Linked DNA regions of Homo sapiens: region 2 is linked to region 1. The links are chromatin contacts, found by Hi-C or POLR2A ChIA-PET in ENCODE. All regions are on one chromosome and are shown on one strand. Each heading gives the region's core, a stretch centred on a gene start or an enhancer-like site at or near the end of the contact. The rest is flanking DNA. Distances are from core to core; before and after follow the strand shown.

The links. A loop is a pair of places that touch in the nucleus more often than their neighbours do. ChIA-PET counts read pairs that join two places held with the same protein, here RNA polymerase II (POLR2A). Pooled maps may share reads with other maps.
Region 2: a loop to region 1 is called in a map of right cardiac atrium, with 2.5 times the contacts of the local background. The contact joins two enhancer-like sites. A Hi-C loop is called at or near these places in 3 of 168 maps with a recorded cell type or tissue (astrocyte of the cerebellum, right cardiac atrium and upper lobe of right lung) and 2 of 50 pooled maps. POLR2A ChIA-PET finds 5 or more read pairs at or near these places in 2 of 52 experiments (HEK293 and PC-9).

The regions. Positions count from the first base shown.
Region 1 is chr10:487,752-492,433 of GRCh38, reverse strand. The region is part of intron 1 of DIP2C (disco interacting protein 2 homolog C); the gene reads left to right. Among named protein-coding and RNA genes, the nearest start is that of DIP2C-AS2, 140 kb to the left of the region's middle. RefSeq lists an enhancer at 704-1,231. Within about 2 kb of position 1,278, at least 12 of the 41 ENCODE cell types and tissues checked have a DNase peak (open chromatin) inside an H3K27ac peak, as active enhancers do.
Region 2 is chr10:813,716-818,718 of GRCh38, reverse strand. LARP4B (La ribonucleoprotein 4B) reads left to right here. Exons shown (of 18, transcript NM_015155.3): 15 at 830-994; 16 at 3,649-3,773; 17 at 3,869-3,977. Among named protein-coding and RNA genes, the nearest start is that of LARP4B, 120 kb to the left of the region's middle. RefSeq lists enhancers at 3,506-4,006, 4,007-4,507. Within about 2 kb of position 1,603, at least 8 of the 41 ENCODE cell types and tissues checked have a DNase peak (open chromatin) inside an H3K27ac peak, as active enhancers do.

The DNA of each region.
Region 1 (4,682 bases), core at 29-2,528:
TGCTTGCACTGGAAATGTGGCAGGGGCTTGTGAGAATGAGGGGGTGATGGGCACAGCAGGTGCAGGTGGAGCCATGGCAGAGCACGGGTGGCCAAGGCGGCAGGGCCAGGTTGGGAAGGACTTGGAGGCCCTGTGGGGAGTTTGGTCACAGCCCAAACAGCAGGGAGAAGCCTCCAACGCAGTTTGGGGAGAGAGGCTCACCACGTTTGCATTCTTGCAGCGACCCTTCTGTCTGCTGTCTGGGGTATGCCTGGGGCAAGGAGCCTCAGCCCCAGAGCTGGAGTGTCTCCGACACGGGGGCCCGCGGCGTCTGGGGTCCCTAGATGGTGGTTGACATCAGAGCAGAGCAACAACTGGGTTCTCAGGGGTCAGGATTTTGAGATTCCTCTTAGCCCCTGTTTTCTGGGGTCGGGATTTTGAGATTCCTCTTGCCCCTGTTTTCTGGGGTCGGGATTTTGAGATTCCTCCTAGCCCCTGTTTTCTGGGGTCAGGATTCTGAGCTTCTTCCTAGCCCCTGGTTTTCTGTGGTCCATCTTCTTTGCCTCCCTCCCCTGACGGGGCGATACCTGTGGCCCTGCAGGGTGCACAGCAGGTCTGTGTTCATGAGTCCTCCCATCAACTTGGACGTCTCTCATGAATTGAATGTGAAATAGATACTGAATGAATGCTTGTTGAACTTTTTTTAAAGATTTTCTTGTGTCCTTAGTGCTTTGAGACCTTCACATCCTGTGTGTTTGATCTCTCCATCTGCGGCAGCAAGTAGATAGGTGCTATCTCCAATATTTTATCCATGAGAAAAATGCGACCCACACTAGTTAGCTGGCCCATGGGGGACCCTGCTGTGCTCAGCTTGCTGGGGTGAGAGGACATCCCAGGTCCTCCTGCCCCTGTCCCCAGTGCAGGCGAGGGGTACACACAGGAGCTGTCACCGGTCTGCAGCGCCTGCTGGAGAACGAAGAAGCCTATCGGAGATTTAAAAACGAGGCTGCGGCCTTGCCTTCCGGGGCCTCCTGGCTCCTTATAAAGCAATAGGCTCAGAGCAGCAGCACCAGGGCTCCTGACAGCCGTAGAATTCCCAACATGGAAACGATTGCTTTGTTATATAAACTATTAATTCCAGCATTAAATAGTCTCCTGACACTGCACATGGAAACCGCCACTGCCGAGTGGGTCTGTGTGCTTGGAGCTGAGCCACGCTGTGGAAGCAGCTCTGTGGCCCGTTTCTTTCATCCCCTAGGGTCACGCGGCTCCCAAGTGTCCGTGTCTTGAGCCTGACGTTCACAGCACTGGCTCTGCACTGGTTCCAGTTGGGCCAGATTGGCTGGTGCGTGCCTGAGGCCGAGAGGAAGCCACAAGGGCCGGGTGTCTGTCTGTTCTGTCATCTTAACCCTGCGTTTGCCAGGCAGACCTTTCCCTGCTTTTGTAAGATTGGGTTTTGCCCTGAAACTCTGGATTGCAACATAAGTGAGAAAAAGAATTGTTCCCTTCAGGGAGGGAAAGAAGCATCATCCCTCAGTCTCATTCGACCTTCTGCTGGTGACTTTGCCTCACTGGGGTTTTCACTTCCAAAGTAGGACTTGTGTGTAAATCTCTCCTCTTTGTGATTTTAATTTCTGCTTCTGAAATTTTAATTCTTACGGAAAGTCTCTGAGAATAACATAAGTGGCGTTTTTTTAATGAAGTAGAAAATGTTTCTAAAGAGATCACTTATTTTTCTCACTGAGGTTACAATTACTGCATTTACTTTTCTGTCATAAAGTGAAAAGGAAATTAAATAAATGGGTACCTTGATGTGGAAGCAGGAAAATATGCTGTTTGGAATTTTACGTGGAAAGCGCTCTGGCAGGGGCTCCTGTGGTTCACATTCTCTGACAGCAGCCTTGAGGGTGTGCCTTAGACCCAGCCTCCCGGAGGGCCTCCCCGGAGACGGGAGTTGACTTTCGAAATAGCCTTGGATGACGTTCCCATCGCTTCCAGGTTTGGGGAAATATGAACAAGCAGGCTGTGAGCAGTGGATACGCCTAGCGGGATAACAGACACGTGATGGCCCCAGCTTAGAAACGTGGGGAAGGATGTGCCCTCTTTCGGAGCATTTGCGCCTTTAGTTTACGTAGCTGCATGCTGATGACCACATGCCCTGATGGACGCAAGGTGAGAGGGAGAGAAGAGAGGCAGGAATTAATTGATCATTCAGCCTGAACCAATGTGAAATGGAGGAAGCCCCAGGCACCGTCAGAGCCACCGTGTCCCTGGTGTGAAATGGAGGAAGGCTCGGGCACTGTCAGAGCCACCGTGTCCCTGGTGTGAAATGGAGGAAGGACCAGGCACCGTCAGAGCCACCATGTCCCTGGTGTGAAATGGAGGAAGCCCCGGGCACTGTCAGAGCCACCGTGTCCCTAGTGTGAAGGTGGAGGAAGCCCCAGGCACCGTCAGAGCCACCGTGTCCCTGGTGTGAAATGGAGGAAGGCTCGGGCACTGTCAGAGCCACCGTGTCCCTGGTGTGAAATGGAGGAAGGACCAGGCACCGTCAGAGCCACCATGTCCCTGGTGTGAAATGGAGGAAGCCCCGGGCACTGTCAGAGCCACCGTGTCCCTAGTGTGAAGGTGGAGGAAGCCCCGGGCACCGTCAGAGCCACCGTGTCCCTAGTGTGAAGTGGAGGAAGCCCCGGGCACCGTCAGAGCCACCGTGTCCCTAGTGTGAAGTGGAGGAAGCCCCGGGCACCGTCAGAGCCACCGTGTCCCTAGTGTGAAGTGGAGGAAGCCCCGGGCACCGTCAGAGCCACCGTGTCCCTAGTGTGAAATGGAGGAAGCACCAGGCTCTGTCAGAGCCACTGTGTCCCTAGTGTGAAATGGAGGAAGCACCAGGCACTGTCAGAGCCACCGTCTCCCTAGTGACAGCGTGGCATTGATTGAAGGTCAGGCCTTGGGCCCAACCCAAGAAGCTGTTCAGGGAGGATACTGTGTAGTCAGCCAGCTAGCTTCTGCCTGTCAGTCTCTCACCTCCCACCACCTGCCATCTGTCCATCATCTCTGTCGTCTGTCTATATGCATCATCTATTATCTACCTGTCACCTATGACCTGATTGTATTCGCACGGGAAACATTGGTTCTTCAAAATAAAGGACGGCATGTAAAAGTGCTGCTAGAAGGTTTGCTCATGTAAACCTGCAGCGAGTCTATCATGGGAATCTGGTGGACCTCTGTCTACCAGATGCTGAGGCAGTCCAGAGTTAAAAATAACTGGACTTTTTCCATGAAAACGTAGCAGGAGTTTGTGAGCCATGAGCTTTGGGGCCTGAGTGAGCCTGGTCTCAGGGCCGTGGCATCCAGCGCTTCGGCTTTGGGGTAGCATGCACATCAAGCCGTCGTCTTCTGCATTTTGGGATAGAATCATCGTAAGTTTCCCCTTTGCCCGCCCCCCAGTAACTGAACAGGTAAATGATCACCCCGCGTCTGCCCAGGTCTTCAGCGCACTCCCAGCCAGTCACTTACCTGCAGGTCTCTCTGCGTCAGGCACAGACGTCTGTGTGTGTGGTACATGTGGTACACGCAGGAGCACCCTGGCTTCAGTTTGTAAGACAACTGGGTTGGGGCACAGTTCTATGGGACATTGTCTGGTTTTAAGGATAACTGTGCATGTGTGTTACAAATAAACCATGAACAGTCATCCACGACATCACGCAAGCTACAGCGTGTGATTTATGCCGTGGGTACCCAGAGGCGTCATCCATGCAGGGCAGGGGCTGGGAGAGGGCAAAGCAGGAAGTAGAGTCCCGTTTCCTTCGGAGAAGGGCACTTCCCAGGCAGGTTATGGAGTCAGGAGGATGTACGGGGCGTGAACATGCGAGGAAAGCCCAGGAAGCCAGGGCTGCGGCCTCTGGGCACCACACCAGCTTTAGAGTGGAAGACTCTAGGTGTGGTTTTCATGGGACATGGTTTTGGAGCTGGACAGAGTTTTGTCTTAGATTTGTGGTCCTGGGTGAGGAACGTGAGTACCATTTGTGCCTCAAATTCTCATCTGTAAAATAAGTTCTTATAAGGATTAAACACTTTCATCTTTGGGGATGGGCCAGCAAACCCTCCTGTGAAGAGCTGCACTGAACTGTCTTGCCTTGCAGCTCGGCAAGGAGCAGGCCGTGAGCACAGAGCGTGTCTCCAGAAGTGGCCTGGAAGCTGGGCTCAGCCTCGAGACTTAGTTCCCAGACCCTGGTTTGGGGGAAAATGCGGGGCATGGAAGTTACTCAGTGCTGCCACCCTTTCCCACCTCCTAGGTTTTGAGAGATGATAGTAACCTAGGATTTATTAAAGTCTTGTCTGGAAATTTTCTTTGCTGATTGACTGGGGGCTCGATTTAAATCAAGCACGTGCACATGTGGCTGCTTCTGTGGTTCAGATTTTGGACATTGTTTGTAAAACGGGTTAACAAGGCATTTCCAAAAGCAACTGAGCGTCTCCGTAGTGGGCAGCTGATGGCTGCCGGTGTGGAGTGCCCGGCAAGCTTTAACATTTCTGCAGAAATTGTCCTTTGTTGTCAGTGGCCAGCTACCTAGTTAGCATCGGCTGGGCACGGTGGCTCACGCCTGTAATCTCAGCACTTTGGGAGGCTGAAGTGGCAGATCATGAGGTCAGGAGATGGAGATCATCCTGGCTAACATGGTGAAACCCTGTCTCTACTAAAAATA
Region 2 (5,003 bases), core at 354-2,853, 330 kb before region 1:
TAAATGCAAACTCATTTCCCCTTTCTGTGCCATGTGTCCTTCAGCCGAGGAACTGCGTACTCGCAAAATGACTGCCAGCTTGTTAAAGCGGGTTGATAGATCATTTTCCAATAAAAGGTATTACTGCCTTTCTTCTGAGATTTGGGCTTACAAAGTACACTCACTTCTTATTATACTGAGTTTGCTTTCTTGGAAGTCAAAGAATCTGATTAGAATTTGTTGTCAAATCCTGTGTTTTTAATTATTTAAAAATATAAACTTTCATTAAGTTTATTTTCAGAGAATTCGAGCCCCCTTCCCTTTTGTTAAACCACTTTTTTGATGCACGTGTGTAAAATTTCTTACACAGGTTGTGGAGAGAGTGTCATATTTTGTTTTTTACAATTATCTTGTGACTCACATTAAAAACTATGCTGTAGTAACACAACACTTGTCTGAAAGTGAGAAAGTTTAATGTCTAGACTCAGGCTGCCCTGCTTTCCATCTGGTGGGCTGGAGTCACTCCAGAGTGTCTCCCTTGCCTTCAGCTGCCCCTGCTGTTCGTGAGTGCTGGCAGCCATGGGTGGATAGCTCTTTGGATGTCACCTTAGCCTCACTGTGTCCTTTGTGACACATCTCTTGGGCAGCAGCATCCTTGAGATTTCAGTTTTACAGCTCTGCTCTAGATGGTTGAAGTTGCTTGGGAGAACCTTCAATTGAGTGAGGAAGCCCTTGTCTGGGTTGAATGATCTGCTTGTTTCTACAGATATTTTCCAGACAGGTGTGGAAACGAGAAGCTGCTTGGCCTTCTCTCTCCATACCGTGACCCTGGGGTGTCATTCTGTTGCAGAGCAGCCAGACACAGTCTCCAACGCCACCAAAGCCTCCGTCGCCAAGCTTCGAGCTGGGGCTGTCCAGCTTCCCTCCATTACCTGGAGCTGCCGGCAATTTGAAGACAGAGGACTTGTTTGAAAACAGGCTATCTAGCTTGATAATAGGACCATCCAAAGAAAGGGTAAGGGATATATTGCATGTCTAATAGTTGCCAACAGTGTCTAGGTACGGGTTCCGTGTCAGGCGCTTTGCTGAGCTCTTTATACATGTTTGTTTTTAATACTCAAGAGAGGCTTGGAGGCCACGTGATTGCAGAGGTCACACAGATTTGGAGTAAGGCCAGCCTTGAACCCAGGGCTGGGCCTTCTCCTTAACATTGCTGTCTGATGAAGTCAGAGGTAGAAACGTGTGCCATGATGTGCCGTACACACCCTTTCTCTCACCCAGAAACTTAGATTGCATTGTCATTGTTGTAGTTCAGACCTGCCTTTATTTTATAAAACAACAGAATGAAATGGAAACATCTGAATTGTATTGGAAATGATTAAAATGTGTAGTAATCTACATGAGACAAGGAGCAAGAAGCCTGGGAGAACCTCACTGTAGTGTCGGTAGCTTCTGGTGAGGTCTGGGCTGCCCCACGAGGTGCCGCCTCCACTGCAGTGAATATCATCCCAGGAGTCGTCCCGAGCTGCAGATGACAGAGGACACTCAGCCCAGCACTCTGGCCTCTAATGTGCTTAGGAGGTGGAAGTGGGACTTGGCCGGCTGCCACACCTGGCGTTGAAGGCTCTGGGAAGTACAGAGGAAGTTTTCTGCCCAGTTACCTACTGTGCATAGGAAGAGCCCAGGAAGAACCTGCTGAGCACTCCAGGTTGCCGGTGTCCCCTGTGCCAGGGGCCCTTTCCCCAGCTGTGCCCCAGAGTTACCACGTGTCTGTTCCACGCCACATGACCGTGCTGCTTGCTACCCCACCCAGGTCTGCAGAGTCAGTGTCTCTTCCACCCTGGGCTTTAGGGAAGGCCCCGCAGTAGATAGAACCATTCCTCACTTCCTAGGGCAGAATTTAAGGTGGATTTTGATGCAGTATCTTTACAATGAAAGCCAGGTGACGTGTCTAGTCCTTTTCATATTGGTAGATGGTCATGCTCCTGTTTGGAGATTGAGTACATTCCAGGATTGTCACATTAGCCTTAAATTTCCACACCGTCATTTCTAAGGTATTAGTGCCTTGAGAAGAAATGCAGTTTAAAGATCATGAATTCTAGTTTTCCAACTGTAGCCTACTCCCGTTGGTATTGAGTGGAGGAGAAGAGGCAGGTCTCCAACCCTGCTTCAGAAACAGCAGCTCCTGCTGTGCCCAGTTTGAGTCTTGTGTAAGGTTTCTCTTGAAGAAAGAATTGCTTCTTTGAAAAGCCTGACCCTGAGCCTTATGCCACCACCCAGGTGTAGTGGGCTCCATTGCTGCTTCTTGGGAGCTTCTTGAGTCAACAGCGTGGCCCTTGGGTTTCAAAGTGGGGTGGAGGCTCCAGAAATGATGGGGTTCAGCCCTTCCCCTGTTGACATGGAGCTCGTGATGGTCACTCTGACTTGCTTCATGACCTGCAGTTGTGGATCTGCATTTCATTTGCATTGGGACTGCACATATCCTGAATTAATTAGTTAATTTGTTTATTTAAGATAGAGTCTTGCTCTGTCACCCAGGCTGGAATGCAGTGGCACGACCTTGGCTCCCTGCAACCTCCGCCTCCTGGGTTCCAGTGATTCTCCTGCCTCGGCCTACCGAGTAGCTGGGACTACAGGCATGCACCACCACACCCGGCTAATTTTTGTATTATTAGTAGAGATGGGGTTTCACCATGTTGGCCAGGCTGGCCTCAAACCCCTGACCTCAGGTGATTCGTCCACCTCAGCCTCCCAAAATGCGGGGATTATAGGCGTGAGCCACCGTGCCCGGCCCCTACCCTGAATTTAAAATGAGCTTTTACAAAAGGAGTCCTTTGCCCTCTTGTTTCCACCAAGCTGGATTCCTGCTGGTCGAGCGCAGGAATTGCAGCGGATTCTGGTTCTCCAGCTGGAAGGGCTCTAGGTCTGTCGTCAGCCTTCATCTAAGGGCAGAAGTGTAAAGAGCACCTGCCCTCCTGCCTTTTTTAAGTTGCATGACAAGTGTATCATCACATGCCATATGTATAAGATCAAGCACACATGAAATAGCCCCTGCACAGGGGTCGCTGGCTGGAGTAAGGAGGGAGTAAGTTTCACTCCGTCCTTTGCTTCCTGGCCTTGGGCAAATTAACTTAGAGGTATTGGGCCTCAGTTTCCTCACCTGTTGAGATGGGGGCATTCGCACACCTGCTTCCTGGGGTTGTGAATTCAGGGAGGGCTGGGAGCTCACATTTATATGGGTGTGGAGGCGCCGATTGTTTTTTCTCAGCGGTGTGAATGAGTTGTGTTGGACTGTGTTAGGATTCGACACTCAGCAGATATGCATGTGGTGTTGTGCCGTGCCGTGCTGGGCCCAAAGTGCCAGGTGGGTGAGATGTGTTTGATGCCTGTTCAGTTAAGAAATAAGCTTGTAGATCATCATTGCGGGAGAGGAGATAAGGGCCTGTGATGTAAGAACAGTGGGGCATTTGCCGAGAAAGAGAAGGGTGGGCGATCTGTGGGGCAGAGGATAGTCCTGGGCTCTGTGACATTTTTGCTGGAGAAGACCCTCTTCCCCTATGTCCTTGTGCTGCTCTCCCAAGGCTGTTCACGGGTGGGGTGAACGGGCACTGGTACCAGCTCCGCTTAGTGCCGGCAGGACTCTGATGAACACTCTTGACCCTGTTTCAGACCCTCAGTGCAGACGCAAGCGTGAACACCCTTCCTGTAGTGGTCTCCAGAGAGCCCTCGGTGCCGGCTTCTTGTGCTGTATCAGCAACGTACGAGCGATCCCCCTCCCCAGCTCATTTACCCGAGTGAGTATTGGTGTTCTTCCAGCGCCTTGGTGTTGACTGACTTGAATGGCCTGTGATGTTGCATGAGATTCAAATATCGGGTGGCATTTTTACAGTGATCCCAAGGTGGCGGAGAAACAGAGGGAAACCCACAGTGTGGACAGACTTCCTTCCGCCCTCACTGCGACCGCGTGTAAATCGGTGCAGGTGAACGGAGCCGCCACGGTACGTACCTCGTGCCTGCCTTCCTGCACGACAGCCGCGAGGCTCTGGTGTGAACAGACGCTGCGCACTCCTGCACCTGCTCGTTTTTTAATCACATCTAATTTGGTGGGTTTTTATTTGCGTCTGTCTGTGTTGTGTTTTCTGTACAAAATACCTTTAATATTTGCTAATAATTTTCCACTAACTACTCTAGTTCTTTCTCAGACCACCATGTAGTCCTTTTATTTCAGTGTTGGTCAATAGAGGTTTCTTGAGTAGTAACAAGACCCCAGCTCCTGTTTCTCCATAGACTTTAGGATCATTTCAGCATTTCGCGCGTGTGTGTATGTTTGCGTGCGTGCGCGCGCATCGTGTGTCTGATGAAGAGACAGGAAGAGCAAGATGGTGGCCCCACCAGCCTCCAACCCCTGTGGGCCCAGCAGGCCTGAACCCCAGCGACTTCCTTTCTGCTGTTTTCCCTACTGGGTGAACTGTGGCCTCTCTTACTCTGAGTTGTGGCCTCTGTAGTTTGATCTTGGGGGAGCCTTTTCCTTGAATTTGGGAGTTTAATCCCTTACTGTCCCCTGGGCTGAGTCTAAAAAAGGATTTTTTATAGGTTAAAATTAATAATTTTAATAATAAATAATAATAATAATAAAAGAGGCCAGGTGCTGTGGCTCACGCCTGTAATCCCAGCACTTTGGGAGGCCGAGGTAGGCAGATCATGCGGTCAGGAGATCCAGACAGTCCTGAACAACATGGTGAAACCCTGTCTCTACTGAAAATACAAAAAATTAGCTGGGTTTGGTGGTGGGCACCTGTAGTCCCAGCTACTCAGGAGGCTGAGGCAGGAGAATCACTTGAACCCGGAAGGCAGAGGTTGCAGTGAGCTGAGATTGCACTGCTGCACTCCAGCCTGTGCGACAGAGTGAGACTGTGTCTCAAAAAAAAAAAAAAAAAAGTTATTAAGGGAAATATTTTACTTTTCTGTTATTTAGTCTTTATGCTTCCACTTACCTGAAAACCCTATTACACATTTCTTGAAGA